2 separate regions of the Homo sapiens genome follow, and region 2 is linked to region 1. Evidence: chromatin loops called from intact Hi-C (ENCODE). Cell type or tissue: tibial artery. All regions are shown on one strand.

Region 1 (8,000 bases):
ATTGGGAAAGGAGGTCCAATGGCCAGAGTAGGGACCACTGGTGCTGTGGCAGGAGGTGTGAACAGAGGTGGATGGGAGGTGTTAAGATGTTACCCTAAGAGGCTGGGCGTGGTGGCTCATGCCTGTAATCCCAGCACTTTGGGAGGCCAAGGTTGGTGGATCGCTCAAGTCCAGGAATTCGAGACCAGCCAGGGCAACATGGTGAAACCTCATCTCTACAAAAAATACAAAAACTAGCCAGGCGTGGTGGCACACACCTATAGTCCCAACTATCTGGGAAGCTAAGGTGGGAGGATCACTTGACCCCGGCAGCTGGAGGTTGCAGTGAGCTGAGATCGCGCCACTGCACTCCAGCCTGGGTGACAGAGTGGGACCCTGTCTCAAAAAAAAAAAAAAAAAAAAAAAAAAGGAATGTTACCCTAAGGGCGATGGGGAACTGATGAAAGGCTTCCAGGAAAGGGGGTCCTTAGCAGCTCTCCAGCCAGAGGGTGGAGGGTGACATTAGCTATACCTTCCCCTTCTGTTCCTATCTCTGTTCTCCTCTAATAACTTAGAAGGCCCTAATGTGTAAGGAGAAGTAGCAGAGGTAGGTGCCAGATGGGGCCTTGGGGATTAAGGGTCCAGGCTCAGGCGTCAGGTAGGTAGAGTTCTACTTTTCACCCAAGGTCACATGGCTAGTAGGCTATTCAACTTTTCTAAACTTCACTCTTTAAACTGGATTATATAGAACCTTCTTTTCAGGAATTAAGACAACTCACAAGAAGCACTTGGTCTAGTATCTGGTACATAATAAGAACTCAATGACTGGTCGATAGGACATAACTTATTTATGTGGCTCTAATGGGGAAATTTGCAAGCTGTACTATTTTGGGTTCATGGAAAGCTTTCCTAACGTGTAAAGTTGTCAAATTTGGATTGAATTGCCTCATAGGCAGTGAGATCTCCATTTGAACTAATGTTTCAAGGGATCTATGTAGGGTGGAGCAAGAGGACTGACCTGATCTTGGATTCCTTCCATCTCCAGGGTTTCATTAACCTTGGCACCAGTGAGAACAAGCTCTGCATGGATCTGATGACTGAAAGAGTAAGGATGTTCTGGGCTGTGTTGGGACCCACCCCTTCAAGGCTTAGTCCCCCTAGCGTGCTCCTGAGCTATGGTAGATACAGGGGTGAGACATAGGAGCCTGGGAAGAGGAGTGAAGAAATAGCTTCTAGAATAGCACATTTAACCTCCTGGCTTTGCTGACTGTCCAGAGATATTCTCTGATTAGGTATATGGTGGGAAAGTTGCTATGGGAACCTCTGGGTCAAATACTTCCCAGTGAGGTATCTACTTGTGTAATTTATGACAAGATGGTAGCCTCCATTCATTAAGGAGCATGCAGTGTATATACCCATTCCCTTTCTAGGAGGTCATGTATGTGGAGGGCAAACACTCATGTACAAACTAGGAGTAGAATGAGGCCTCTTGAACTTCCCTGGCCTACCTGTCTTCATGTTCTATTTGTCAACAGTTGCAAGAAAGTGACATGAACTGCATTGAGGACACCTTGCTTCAGTACCCTGATTGGAGAGGGCAGCCATTGTAAGTGACCTTCAGATTTAGAGTCTCTTGGTCCCACAGGCAGCTGTCCTTATCCAGAAGGAGGATTCAAGGCACCAAATTCCTGGTTGGTTACCTCCCTATCTCTTTGGGTAATAACTTCTAGAAAATGCCTAGAGCAAAACTTCATCAGGAGGCAGCCTGGTATAGTAGGAATAGTTATTCTGGTATAGTAGGAATAATTCAAAAGGCCTGAGTTCTTTTTTTTTTTTTTTTTTTGAGATGGAGTCTCACTCTGTCACCCAGACTGGAGTGCAGTGGTGCTATCTCAGCTCACTGCAGGCTCTGCCCCCTGGGTTCAGGCCATTCTCCTGCCTCAGCCTCCCGAGTAGCTGGGACTACAGGTGCCCGCCACCACGCCCAGCTAATTTTTTGTATTTTTAGTAGAGACGGGGTTTCACCATGTTTGCCAGCTTGGTCTTGATCTCCTGACCTTGTGATCCACCCGCCTTGGCCTCCCAAAGTGCTGGGATTACAGGCATGAGCCACTGTGCCCGGCCAAGGCCTAAGTTCTTGTCCCAACTCTCATTTATTGTCTGTGTGACTTGGGGAGTTGATGGTCTTAGTCAGTAGCCCTGTAATATGAGGTTGGACTGAGTAGAAAAGGTCCCTGTTAGGCTGGACAATGACCATCTAGACCATGAGTGAGGAAAGGGGCCCGGAAGCCACAAGGTCTCTCTGGGTCTGTTTACAGCCTGCGGGAAGAAGTGGCCCGGTTCCTGACCTACTACTGCAGGGCACCTACCCGACTTGACCCAGAAAATGTGAGTCAGTTTCCCAGCCTTGCTGCCACCCTGGTGGAGGGCTATATTCTTGGAGGATGCTCTGCCCTTTCTAGGGGGTACAAGGAGAACCAGTGAAGACTCTCAGGGCCAGGGCAGCATGAAGGCCAATGTGTCCCAACTGAGGAGGCTCCCTGTGCCTGTTCTGCCCAGGGGGATGGAGAAAGCATGGCTACCCCTTCTCACATAGGTATTGGTTTTGACTTCTGCCTCTCATGTGTTGTCTTCAGGTGGTGGTTCTAAATGGCTGCTGCTCTGTCTTCTGTGCCCTGGCCATGGTTCTGTGTGATCCAGGCGGTAAGTCAGTGGGCTCTCCTTTCACTCTCAGTGAAATACTAGCAACACAGGTAGGAACACACGGGCACTGGACTTTGAGGAAGAAGAGCATCCTGACTCAAGGCCTTTTCCCCAAAGTGGTGGGCCTTCTCCCACACTGACTAGGTTATCTTCCTATTTCTGTGGGAACAAGGGGTTTGGATTCTCCATTTAAGGGAAGAGAGACATGGTGGACCTCAAGGAGGTATGCCCCAGGAATGATGATGGGAGCCTACCTACTATGTTCATGGCTGGGCTTTTGGGCTCAGCTGCAATACAGACAGCCATGGCAATGGACTCAGACAATATAGATTTCTTATCTCTTCAGAAAAAGGCTAATTAGTCCTGGACCCAACAAGGTTGAGTGGACTGTTCTGAACCTCCCCGGTAACAATGCTTAAGCAAGAGGCTCCAATGTTAAAGAGCTCTGGATGCATCAAAAGAAGTGCTAAGATAGTCCCTTTCCTGCAAAGGAGCTTCTCTCAGCTCATCAGTAAGGCCAAATGGATGGGAAGAAAAGAACGTGAGATCACCATGTCCAAATAACTGGAGCCCTCCTTGTGCATGGACCTTGACCTCTGATATTTGGCCTGAATCTGTTGAGACTTTCCTGATAACCATTGCTCCATCTGCTAGTGAGCCTCGCTTGACTTGTGCCCTGGATTCTGAGTTACTCAGTGATATTCTTCCCTCTTCTTCTCTAGTGTACCCGCAAAGAAGAAACTAGAGTTTTGTTTCCCCCAGTGATGTCTATAATAATGGATAACTTTCATAGCACCTGAACCTAAGAACATTAATCCCCAGGTAGAAAGGATCGTGAAACTGACTTTTTTTCTGTCGATAGCTTTGCTAGTTTGGGGAGCCTGGCAACAGGCTCTGATTGGGAGACTTTGGACTGATAGCTCTGTCTCTCTGTGTTTCCAGAGGCCTTCCTGGTCCCTGCTCCCTTCTATGGTGGCTTTGCCTTTAGCTCCCGCCTGTATGCAAAGGTTGAGTTGATTCCTGTCCACCTGGAGAGTGAGGTCTGAATGGGGCCCCTTCCCTGCTCAGTATGCCTAGACAATGGACTGTTCTGGGGACACCTAAAGGGGTAGAGGGGCTTGCTTTCTACCCATCTAAGTGGTTGGGTAGGGGTGGAGAAGGCATGTGGACTGGCACTCTGGTATGAAGGCAAAGGATTGCGGGGCTTATGGGAATGAGGAATCAAGACTTAGATTTTAAGAGACACTTCTCACATAGTGTTTCTCTTCCAGGTCACTGTTACAAACACCCATCCTTTCCAGCTCACTGTGGACAAGTTAGAGGAAGCCCTGCTTGAAGCTAGGCTTGAGGTAAGGTGGGAACCATATTTTTAGGATGGCCACTGCTGGTCCTAAAAGGGGTTTGAGTATTGAAATTCTGGTACTGCTTATTCACCAAGACCTGGTGGGCTGTCCTTAGTTGGAAGAGACAGTAAATGATCCAGGGGTGTGTCCCTCTAGTCCTGTGGGGATGTTATGGCAGCCCCAGACTTCCTTCCTGTTTCCCCTCTTTGGGCAGTATAGTAGTTGCTGCTTCAAGACCCTACCTAGGCCTTTTTGGGTGCCTAACCTATAAAAGATCCTTGGCTGAATTTAGGGTAGATGCTAAGGACTTGTATTCACTCAGTTATATTTGGGTTTTTCTTAGGGGAAAAAGGTCCGAGGCCTTGTGCTAATCAACCCTCAGAATCCTCTGGGTGACATCTACTCCCCAGACTCACTGATGAAATACCTGGAATTTGCCAAGAGGTATGAGTTCTACCCCTTGAGACTAGGTAATGTTTCTTGAAAGGATTCCCATCACTTATAGTCAAGTAATCAAGAGCCAGATCTGGTGGCACATGCCTGTAATCCCAGCACTTTGGGAGGCCGAGAAGGTGGATCACTTGAGGTCAGGAGTTCGAGACCAGCATGGCCAACAGGGTGAAACCTTGTCTCTACTAAAAATACAAAAATTAACCAGGCATCATGGTGGGCACCTACTATCCCAGCTACTTGGGAGGCTGAGACATGAGAATTGCTTGAGCCCGGGAGGAGGAGGTTGCAGTGAGCCGAGATCATGCCACTGTACTCCAGCCTAGGCAATAGAGTGAGACTTTGTCTCAAAAAGTAATTTACCCTAAATGGTCTCACTATACACCATACTTTGCAGAGTTATGTAAAACTAACTGAAATTAAAATGAAGGAAAACGCAATCACATGCTTACCACTTCAAATTTTTTGCCATTTCCTTTCTAGCCTCAGCCTATGTATTGACATTTATATAACAGTCAAAATATAGTTTTGTTTTCTGAGAAATATGTCACTTAAAAATATATAATTTGTTACTTCTCTACTTAAGCTTAAGTACTTTCTCCCAGCATCCATTTCCGAAGCCACTTGGGCTGGAGTGCCGAGGAAGACACTTTCAGACCTTGTGGGATGAAGACGTGTTCCTATAGAACTTCACATTCCTTTCTAAGAGCACGTTCTAGAAATTATAACCTTCCATTTTCCATAAGAAACAGACTTAGTCAAACTTCATGACTAACACAGACCAATGAATGGTGCAGTGTGTGGTCAGGAGGAAAAATGCTAGAGGGGGTAGGCAAGAATTGGATAGAATGGGTTCACTTCCCAGCTATAGCAGCTGCTAATTGAGGGAATTGACTTTACAGCTCAGAACCTTAGTTTCTTTTTTTCTTTCTTTCTTTTTTTTTTTTGTTTTTTGTTTTTTTGAGATGGAGTCTCGCTCTGTCACCCAGGCTGGAGTGCAGTGGTGGGATCTCAGCTCACTGCAACATTTGTCTCCTGGGTTCAAGCAATTCTCCTGCCTCAGCCTCCTGAGTAGCTACAACTGCAGGCATGCGCCAACATACCCAGCTAATTTTTGTATTTTTAGTAGAGACAGGGTTCCACGATGTTGGCCAGGCTGGTCTTGAACTCCTGACCTCATGATCCACCCACCTCGGCCTCCCAAAGTGCTGGGATTACAGGCCTGAACCACCATGCCCGGCCCGCCTTAGTTTCTTCATCTAAAATGGAGATGACAGTACTGAGGGTTGTTGGGAGAATGAATGAGGCACATAAGCAGTTAGGAGCTCCTGACTCTACCAGTTAAAAATTCTCTGGGCTACCCAACCTCTTCCCATAGTCTCTGCTTGATGGTTGAATGGTTAGCTAAGGTTAGACAAGATGTTCTCATATGTGTCTTTTGCATCCTATTCCTTCCCATTACCCCCAAGCTAGGTCTAAGGGTCCCTTCTGATGTACCACCCCATCTACCTTACTATGCCCCTTGGAGGGTCAGATGGGCTGCTGGGGCAGTAGGAGTGCATGATCTGTGTCCAGAGAACACCATAAAAGACATGACTTAAGATTACAAAGATGCTTGTAAAAAGCATGCAAAGAAAAAAGATTAGAGAGAAGCTAGATCTTGTTCTCCTTCTTTCATCTAATCTACAGGTATAACCTACATGTGATCATAGATGAGATTTACATGCTGTCTGTGTTTGATGAATCCATCACATTCCACAGCATTCTGAGCATGAAAAGGTGAGCTGGTCTCAGCTGGAGTTGGGAACGAGAACCACAAGGTTCTTGTTTTGCAGGGTGAGTTTATGTGACATGAACTTAACTCAGTTCCTAGCACATAGCCAGTTAACTGCCCACAGGGCCTGTGAATACAAACAAAGCATCATCTTTCCCTCTAAATGTCTTCTAGTCTATATGCCATTTTGTGTAGAAGATAATTTGAGGTCAAGGTAGAAAGTCTACTGTCAAAGGTCAAAATAAAGCCTCATAAAATGCCAGGGTAGGAGATTCTTGATAAGTAGAGCACAGGGAAAGAAAAAGGAGGCAGAACCTTCTGAAGGGTAGTATCTGGCCATAGAGATGGGATTCCAGCATTCAAAGCAAGGGAAGGAAATGCCTGGCAGAAGGAATAGCTTCACCAAAGGTGGAGCAGTAGGAAATACTCGGGCACGTTCTAGAAATTATGGTGACCCACATCTGAAGAGCCAACTGCCAGGAAAGTGGCTTTGGCCAAGCTGTAGGAGAGCCACATGTCAGGCTGAAGGCCCTAGACTTCATTCAGTGGGCACTTGGGTTCTGTGCCCTCTAGGTCTTCAGGAATACCTTGTGTTGACTTCCTGGCTTAACTGGGACAACTGTTTCTTGAGCTTTGGGCCCTATAGGCCCTTCTGTCTAGGACCAACCTCAAATCTACTTTCCCCTCTTATACCCCAAATCTTCATCAACTATTTCTCTATAACCTTAGTTAATTTTTCCACTTCTTCTTCAGTTTGCCTGATAGCAACAGGACCCATGTGATCTGGGGTACCAGTAAGGTGAGCCATTGCTTTCTCTCCTTGGCTAGGGAAGGAGGAGGAGCCAGGAATAGAAGGCAGACAAAACACTTGTTCCTGTTCCTGCTTTTCTTCCTCTAGGATTTTGGCATCTCTGGCTTCCGCTTTGGTGCTCTGTATACCCACAACAAGGAGGTGGCCTCTGCTGTGAGTGCCTTTGGCTACCTCCACAGTATTTCTGGCATCACCCAGCACAAGCTGTGTCAACTGCTCCAGAACACAGGTACTGAGCTCTAGCACAGACCAGCATGTTGGCTGGACCTCATGGCCATGGGGAATTCTTGGATTTGCTTGGGCCTCTGATGTGCCCTTAATATACTGAGACCCTATTTCCTGTCTCAGATTTAACTGTGGTAAGATGTGAGGTTTGAAGGAGGGCAAGATAGGGCAGATAACACAGCAGGGTGTAGGCAGAAGATGGAGGTGCTGTTTTAAAATACAGGATGAGGCCGGGCATGGTGGCTCACGCCTGTAATCCCAGCACTTTGGGAGGCCGAGGTGGGCGGATCACTTGAGGCCAGGAGTTTGAGACCAGCCTGGCCAACAAGGTGAAACCCGGTCTCTACTAAAAATGCAAAATTAGCCAGGCATGCTGGCAAACGCCTGTAATCCCAGCTACTTCGGGGGCTGAGGCAGGAGAATCTCCTGAACCCAGGAGGCAGAGATTGCAGTGAGCCAAGACAGCGCCATTGACTCCAGTCTGGGTAGAAAAAGTGAAACTCTGTCTCAAAAAACAAAAACAAAAAACTACAGGATGAGCTTTAATTTCTGGATGTCTGGTAGCTTGTGTTCTACCCAGATGTGGGATGGCTAATCGTACTCTAAGTTGTGAAGGTAGGAACTTCAGAAATTAGTCTTTATGTGAATATAGATTTTCCCTCCCCAAAACTCTGTTTGCTTTAGACAAAGATTATAAAACCAAAAACAACACAAA
Region 2 (8,000 bases), 370 kb before region 1:
TGAGTATGTTTAATCTGTCTGCCTCAGATTTTAGGATCTGAGGGGCAGAAAGCGTGGATTCTCACTTTTTGTCTTTTCTCACAAATTGGCTCTTCTAAATTTAAGAACAAAAACTTTGAAAAACTTGAAATACAGGTATGCTTCACAATCAGTAAAATATTCTAGATAACAGTTTCCTTAGTGTTGTTAGGCTTTCAAGACTGTCCATTACTTGGCTGGCCCACACTCTAATTTATCTCCATCTCCTGGTCAAGAGCTGGGCCATCTCTTTCTCCTAGTTCTCACCAGTAACATTCCCACTCAGGTGAATCCCCTGTGTTCCCTATACCCCTAGAAGGTGGGTTTAGCCAATTTAGTAAGTAAGACTTCTTTGTCATTGTTACCCGAATACTTCCTGTATTTCTTAGGAGAACAAAAGGAGATCCTGTGAATGTGGAGTTTCAGGTGTTTGAAGGTCAGTGTAGCAAGTAATCAAAAAAAGATTGATAACAAAGGTGGTCAGTTTGTATTAAATAAAGGAAAGAACAGTCACTGCTATAGAGCAATAAAAAATGTGATCTGTAGAATGTGGTTTGACCATAAATACATTTTGCAAGTATTTGAGTAGTTTCCATTGCTGGAGTTCATCTAAAATGATTGCTATTGAAATAAAGTGGAGATGATAGATGCAAAGGCAAGGTAAGTAGACTTCCAATGTCAAGATATTTTATAACTTTAAACATAAGACAGCACTCTGAGCACTTATTTTTAGTTTTTAATGAAGAGGATATTGTTACACGCAGTGAAGAATAAATGATCCACTAATCAGTTAGTGAGTTAGATTTTTTAAAACAACTTTAGTGGGATATAATTAATATACCATACAATTTGCCCATTTAAAGTGTACAATTCAAGGTTTTTACTTATGTTCACAGGGTTGTGCAACCATCATCAAATCTAATTTCAGAACATTTTCATCTTCCTTAAAAGAAATGCTGTACCCATTAGGCCCTTCACTCCCTGACCCCCACCCGCTCCAGCCCTAGTCAACTACCAATCTACTTTCTGTCTACGTAGGTTTGCCTGTTCTGGATATTTCATATAAATGGAATCATACAATAGGTGTTCTTTTTTGTTAGTGGCTCTTTGATTTTTGCATAATGTTTTCAAGTTTCATCTATGAAATCTGTACTTCATTTTGTTTGTATTGCTGAATAATATTCTGTTTTGTGGAGTGAGGTCAGATTTCACAAAAAAAGTCTTCAACCCTTTGTTCTACCCTCTGGATGTTTACATTAGCAAATCTCTAAGATGTAGCTTCTGGTTGCTGATGGAACTCGTTTGGCTTTGCAGTATTCCAAGGTTCTCCTAATTCAGTAGATAGTGAGGACTTAAAAATGGCATGGAATGGTGTGGTTCTCCTCTGGAAAAACCATTCATGAAAACATGCATCAAAGGATTCTCAAAATCACAGGTATAATCACAATTTCTGTTTTCACATTGGTTAACTGCACAGGGTTAACCTCAAATGACTGAAGAATACTTGTGTAACTAGAGCTTATTAATAGTAGGTGTCTTTCTTTAACAAGAGTTTGTGATATCACATGATTTGAAGAATTATATATGAAATGTTAGTTATTTAAATTGACAACCCAGAAGAAATATTAATAACTATCATTTATTGAATGGGTGCTTGAAATGTGCCAGGAACTTGAGATTATTTTTAACCTCTTTGAGCTGTGCTCCGTTGTCCCCAGTGGACAGAGGAAGAATCAGAGGGTTTAGTAAATTGCTTTCATTATCTATGGTTTCATAGCTATTAAATTGCAGAGTCAGGATTTGAAACCAAGTCATCCGTTCTGCAACATTCGTACACTGTATGTTGGTGATGGGCCTACAGACTGGATGAGTACTCGGGAGTAGATTTCTTTATACCTACAAACTTTATTAAAAGCTTTTTGATTGAAGACACACTTTCACTTTTTAAAATTTAAATTTTTGTTTTATTTTTAAGAACAATCTCAGACCAAAAAAAGGCACAGTTTCAAATTTGCACATTCATGATTTTTCTGGAAGGATTGCAGAATAGTTGGCACATTTTGGGATCAAGTAGCTTGGGATTTTCTTCAGATTTGCAACCATAAATCTTGTCGTATGAGAAAATACTGGAAAGTTACTAAGGTGCTTAACAAAGCAAAGGGTTTGACAGTCATCAGAATGGTGGGATTTGACTTCGAATGCTATTTTCTGTTTATCGCTCTGGCATTCTTGAATGGATTTAGTGACTCCCTGGAGGTCCAGCTTGGTAAATGTCATATGCTTGCTGTTGACATTCTAGTATTGGGGTATAGATACCTGTTCTTACTGGCGAGCCAATGTTGATCGCAGTAGTCATTACATGGGTTATGTTTTTCGCAGAGGCAGGGAAGGTGAGGGAAGGCAGAGAAACAAACTTAGTCATAAATGTTTTTGAATATTTGTTTATTCTGCCCTTTGGCTCCCGAAAGGGAGTACGTGTGCCTAAATGGAAAAAGTTCTGCAGATTAAAGTTGGCAGGGCAACTTTCAAGTACTAGTGCTGGAGTCTACATAAGAGGAAACAGATGCAACTGAAGATTGGACCTAAAAGCATACCTTTATTTGATTTGGAGGAAAAACCAAAGAGGGAGGTTTCCTGGGATTACAGATCCTGAGTTTACATTCCCTGAATATCTTTTTCCCTCACTCCCCTCCCGACTAGCCCCCATTGCTCCCACCCTGTTTTTTTTTTTTTTTTTCCTGTTCTTTCTTTCTGTGCAACACTAACTTTCCTATTTAGAGGTCAAACTTGAACTTGGAGACCCAAACCTAGACTTGAATTCTAGCTTCCCTACAGATTTCATAGGCTTATTGTGAAGGGTAAATGAGAATACTTATTCTCTGTAAAACAGATAGTACATAAGTGCTTGATAACTTGTTATTATTATAGTATTATTAGCCTTAGTAGCACTGTGCTCTGATTACCTGAGCTAATTGCCAGGGTAGGGTTTAGAAGAAAGAGTTGATATCTGGGTGACTACATTGTCAGATAACTGAGATTACCATTGCTACTTGCAACTGAGAGTGTTGAGCTTTAAAACTAATTTTTTGTTGTTGTTGGTTTTGGTTGGTTGAATTGAGGATAATTTATTTCTTTCAGTTTCAGAAAAATTTGTCAGATTTACATAACAAAATTTATAAGTTTAGAATGCATGGGTAAACGGATTTGAATAGATCAGTTTCAGTGCCATTAAAAGCTATTTGTAGATAAGGATAAGTTAAATGTATATTTTAAAAACAGTGCATCCTTTATTTCATTTCCCTTCTTGTCACTCTTAGCAAAACAACATGTAGCAATTCATATGCATGTCATCTGGGATGGATTGAGATTAAGGTTAGGGAGGCAGGGTGAGCAAAGCCCTCACTGGGCTTGGTGGAGAGTATGACATAACACTATTCATTTGCCCATTTATCCACCACAAATACTGTTGAGTGCTAACTATAGACCTTATAATAGTCCAATGGGATGACAAACAGTAACAAAATGAATAAACTGTGCTATGGTAAGTGGTGAGAACAGGAAGTATTTGGTCCTATGAGAATTTGTGAGGGAAAGTTCTAGAGCTGTGCTGGGGAAGCAGTGCCTCAGCTGAGATCTGGCGGTTGAGTGTAAGTGAGCAAGCTGGAGTGACAGGAAGGGCAGAGGGAAGAATGTTCTTGGCAGAAGGAAAAGCAGTTGCTAAATTCCTAGGGCAGGAAAGGGCAGGGCCCTCATGAAACGAGGGCTGAGTGACGAGCCAGGAAAGCTCAGATATGAGTGCCATGGAACTGGAGAGGCAAGAAGGGCAATGAGCAGGGCCTTCAGCCTTTATCCTGGAGCAGTGGAAAGCAGTTGAGGTGATTTTAAGCAGAAGGGTAACACTGTTGTGTTTGCAACTGTAAGCCGAATTTCTTGTTTCTATGACTTCCCTAGAGTTATTGCCGGCCCTCTTTGGGAAAACATTGTTACACAGAGATAGATCAGTCTAGGTATTCAGATAAACTCAGTTAAAATTGCCTTTTTTAAAATGTCAATTGGCTGGGCGCAGTGGCTCATGCCTGTAATTCCAACACTTTGGGAGGCTGAAGTGGGCGGATCACTTGAGGCCAGGAGTTTCAGACCAGCCTGGCCAACATGGCAAAACCACATCTCTACTAAAAATACAAAAATTAGCCAAGTGTGGTGGTATGCACCTGTAGTCCCCGCTACTCGGGAGGCTGAGGCACCAGAATAGCTTGAACCCAGGAGGCGGAGGTTGCAGTGAGCCGAGATTGCACCACTGCGCTCCAGAGTGGGCAACTGAGCAACACTCTGTCTCAAAAAAAAAAAAAATTTAATGAATACAATAAAATGGGAATTTATGCTTTTTGTAAGGGATGCTACTTTTGTGCACTTCTTAGTTATCATCTCTCAGAGACCATTTCTGTCTGGGGGAAAAGTCTGATCACTGTGGTATGGGAAGTTCTTCTCTTACAGGGACTGAGTGATGGGGTTATTGAAACACTGAAACTAGGTTATTGCGTTGTCATGGTAACTCCATAATACCATGGTGTGGTAGTTGAGAAGCTTGCCACAAATCTGTATCAGAAAGAACGCTTTGTTTTATTTGTCGATTTTTGTCTACAAAACAATGCGTTTGCCCTATCTCTAACTGGCAATTCCAGGAAAACTATCCAGTTTCTGGAAAGTTATCTTTGCCACCATTTAGTGAAGTTATTTCCATTTAAATAACCTAGTCATTGTGGAAGAGAGGAAGGGCTAGACAGTTTAAGAACTTGAACAATTGGTGCCTCTCAAGAGTATTACATTGGGAAACAGTATAGCTAACAAACAGATTGGCTTTGGAGTCAGTGGGCAAGCTGTGCTGTTACTAAGCTGGTTGACCTTAGGCAAAAATAGTTAACCTCTGAGCATAACTTCTTTCATTTTTTAGGGGGATGATACTTTTCGGGATTATTATGACAATTAAATGAGATGTAAATGAGGTTCTAGTATAGTCCTTACTGTATTTTTATGAATATTAAGTAACATATATTTAAGAGCATCATTTGTTTGTATAGATTACTCTTATTGGATGAAAAGGGATTGTTGAAACTAAGAAATAATTGTAGTTCACTCAGCAGGTATACACTTGAAAATCTAAAATTATGAACAGACCAATTAGGAGATGACTAGTGCTACTGCAGAAGAATTCCTTGCTTGGGTAAAAGATTTACTAAGCAGTTCCTTTATATATAGATCCCCTTAGTGAGTAAATCTAAGATAGGAAGGACTTCAAAAAATTTGGTTATTTATAATTTTTCAATTACATTTGTAAAAACCTTAGAGTTATCTTTAAGTCTTCACCACATGCAGCCTTTTAGGAAATCCCGTTGACTCTGAACTTCAAAATATCCAGAATCTAGTGAGTTCTAAGCCACCACAGACTCTTGTCTCTCTAATAACAAGTTTCTTATCTCTCTGCTTCCACCTTGGCTCTCCTGCAGTTGATTCTCACACAGCAGCCACAGTGATCCTTGACAAGCTTTGGTCAGATTATGTGATGCTCTGCCTAGATCTCTCTAGTGGTTTCTCACCCACTCAGATTAAAACTCAGTATTTGTCTCGTGGCTTTGAATAAGGCTTTATTTTATTTTATTCTATTTTATATTTATGTTTATTTTTATTTTTTGAAGCTGGGTCCTGCTCTGTCACCCAGGCTGGAGGGCTGTGGTGTGATCTCAGCTCACTGCAGCCTCTGCCTCTCAGGTTCAAGTGATTCTCCTGCCTCAGCCCCCCAAGTAGCTGGGACTACAGGCGAGTGCCACCACACCCTGATAATTTTTTTGTATTTTTATTAGAGACGGGGTTTCACCATACTGACCAGGCTGGTTTTGAACTCCTGACCTCAGGTGATCCACCTGCCTCAGCCTCCCAAAGTGCTGGGATTACAGGTGTGAGCCACCGCACCCGGCCTGAACAAGGCTTTAAACCACCTGCTTCCTGCTTCCATTGACCTCTGACCTCATCTCCACTACTCTTACTCCGTTCCACCCACATACACCTCTTGCTGTTCCTTGAACAACCTTGGCATTGTTGCTTTGGGGCCTTTGCTTTTTCCTCTTCACGGAATGCTCTTCCCCCAGATATCCATGTGACTGACCCTTCTTACTCTCCTTCAAGTCTTTGCAGAAATATCACCTTTTCAATGGAACCGCCCCTCCTACCTATAAACTCACAGTCGTTTCTCCCTCACTCCCACTCCTATCCATTACCCTGCCCCACTTTTCCTTTTTGTCATAGCACTTGTCACCATCTCCCCTACTGTATACTTTGCTCATTTATGATGTTTCTGTTAGAATGTGAGCACTGTAAGGCAAGGATCTTTGTCTTTTAATCTCAAGCACCTAGAACAATGTCTGTACACAGTAAGTGCCAATGTACCTTTGTTGAATTAATGGAAATATCTGTTAAGTAAGGTATTCATACATATATATATATATATATATATATATATATATATATATATATATTTTTTTTTTTTTTTTTCTGAGACAGGGTCTCACTATATTGCCCAGGCTGGCCTCAAACTCCTGGGCTCAAGCAATCCTCCTGCCTTAGCCTCCTGAGTTGCTGGGACTATAGGCATGTGTCCCAGCTGTGTCTGGCTTCCAGTCTTTTTAATATTAAGGGATAATGATTTTTGTGAATTATCTTCTCTTTTTACATTCTCTTATCAGCTACAAATCTAACAAATATTAGCGGTTTCCCAACCTCTAAGAATGAAATTATTTAATCTAAAAATATAGAGTAACCTCAGGACGAAGTTCTCCTAATACAGACTCTGGAACTAGATTACCTACTTTTGAATCCCAGCTCAGCTAGTTACAGTGTTATCACCTTAACTTCTGTGTGCCTCAGTTTCCTCATCTGTAAAATTGGGATAATTATAGATTGGAAATACTGATTAAATGGGGCTAACTGATTTAATGTGTGTGGAATACTTAGACTACTGAGAACACTACCTGACATTTCAATGTTAAATACTATAGAAATGATAGCAGATATTATCTGATGGGATGATTCTGATTTTATCCACATGCATCTTTTCCCGACTTTCCCTCAAATTTCTAAAGACACTGCATATTCCCTTCTAGATGATTATCAAAGTCGTCAATTTTAGTATGTCTAAAATTTAGCTTTTCTACTCTCCCCAGCGTGTTCTGGACTTCCTTATTTTTGCTAATTATGTCATCGTCTTGCTAGTCATGAAGCTCCAAATCAGAGATGGCAAATTCTGATGCCTCAGGCAGGTCAAGTAAAATGAGTGAAGTGGACCAGGTGTAATGCATGTCAAGACACTGTCCAGGTAACCAGGCATGGTCTCTAGTAGCAGCCTTCAGCAACACTGGCACAGTCCTCTCAGATTTTCACCAGCAGCCCAAATCTAGATTTTCATATAGAAAGTTTCTTAATTGTTTAGAGTTGATGCAAATTTCTCAGGTTTACTCTGTGGACCAAATAAATTATGTCAGTGGCTAGATGCATCAAGTAGCCAGTTTGCTCCCTCATCTCTAAGTCTTAGAATCATGCTTTCCTTTGCACATCTAGACAGGAAATTGCCAAATCTTGCTGAATCTACCACTACAGTCTCTCTCGCATCCATACCTTCCTCTATGTTCTCCTAATATATTGCCTCCCTACCAAATCTTACACTCACTCTGGCGCAAGTTTAATCTACCAGTGAAGCCTCCAATCAAGTTACCCCTTCCTTATACCTTACACATACAGGTCAGAAGTTTCATAATGTCTATGCAAACATCAGGCTCCTTGGCCCTTTTGATCTTGGCCTTGTGTCTGTTTCTGATGTCACCTCCTTTGCACCCTTCCTTGGATGCATCCTGGATGACGTCCTGTGTCCCAGACATGCCTGTGCTTTCCTGCTTCTTGCAGCCTCCAGGGCCTTGCTTGTGCAGAGGCATTTA

The links. A loop is a pair of places that touch in the nucleus more often than their neighbours do. Peaks named below come from ENCODE experiments on the same cell type or tissue, not always from the same donor. Only the 100,000 strongest peaks of a DNase experiment are listed, where the experiment ranks them.
Region 2: a loop joins it to region 1, with 8 times the contacts of the local background. A loop is called at or near these places in 7 of 110 quality-filtered maps.

The regions. Positions count from the first base shown.
Region 1 is chr11:44,049,038-44,057,037 of GRCh38, forward strand. It overlaps ACCSL (1-aminocyclopropane-1-carboxylate synthase homolog (inactive) like), which reads left to right. Exons shown (of 14, transcript NM_001031854.2): 2 at 1,025-1,084; 3 at 1,515-1,585; 4 at 2,298-2,367; 5 at 2,616-2,682; 6 at 3,625-3,722; 7 at 3,954-4,031; 8 at 4,369-4,469; 9 at 6,165-6,254; 10 at 7,003-7,048; 11 at 7,148-7,289. Among named protein-coding and RNA genes, the nearest start is that of ACCSL, 5.1 kb to the left of the region's middle. In tibial artery, no CTCF peak of the experiment used is centred here; no DNase peak of the experiment used is centred here.
Region 2 is chr11:43,683,858-43,691,857 of GRCh38, forward strand. All of the region lies in intron 1 of HSD17B12 (hydroxysteroid 17-beta dehydrogenase 12), which reads left to right. Among named protein-coding and RNA genes, the nearest start is that of HSD17B12, 7.1 kb to the left of the region's middle. In tibial artery, no CTCF peak of the experiment used is centred here; a DNase peak (open chromatin) is centred at 3,756; H3K27ac peaks cover 1,659 bases.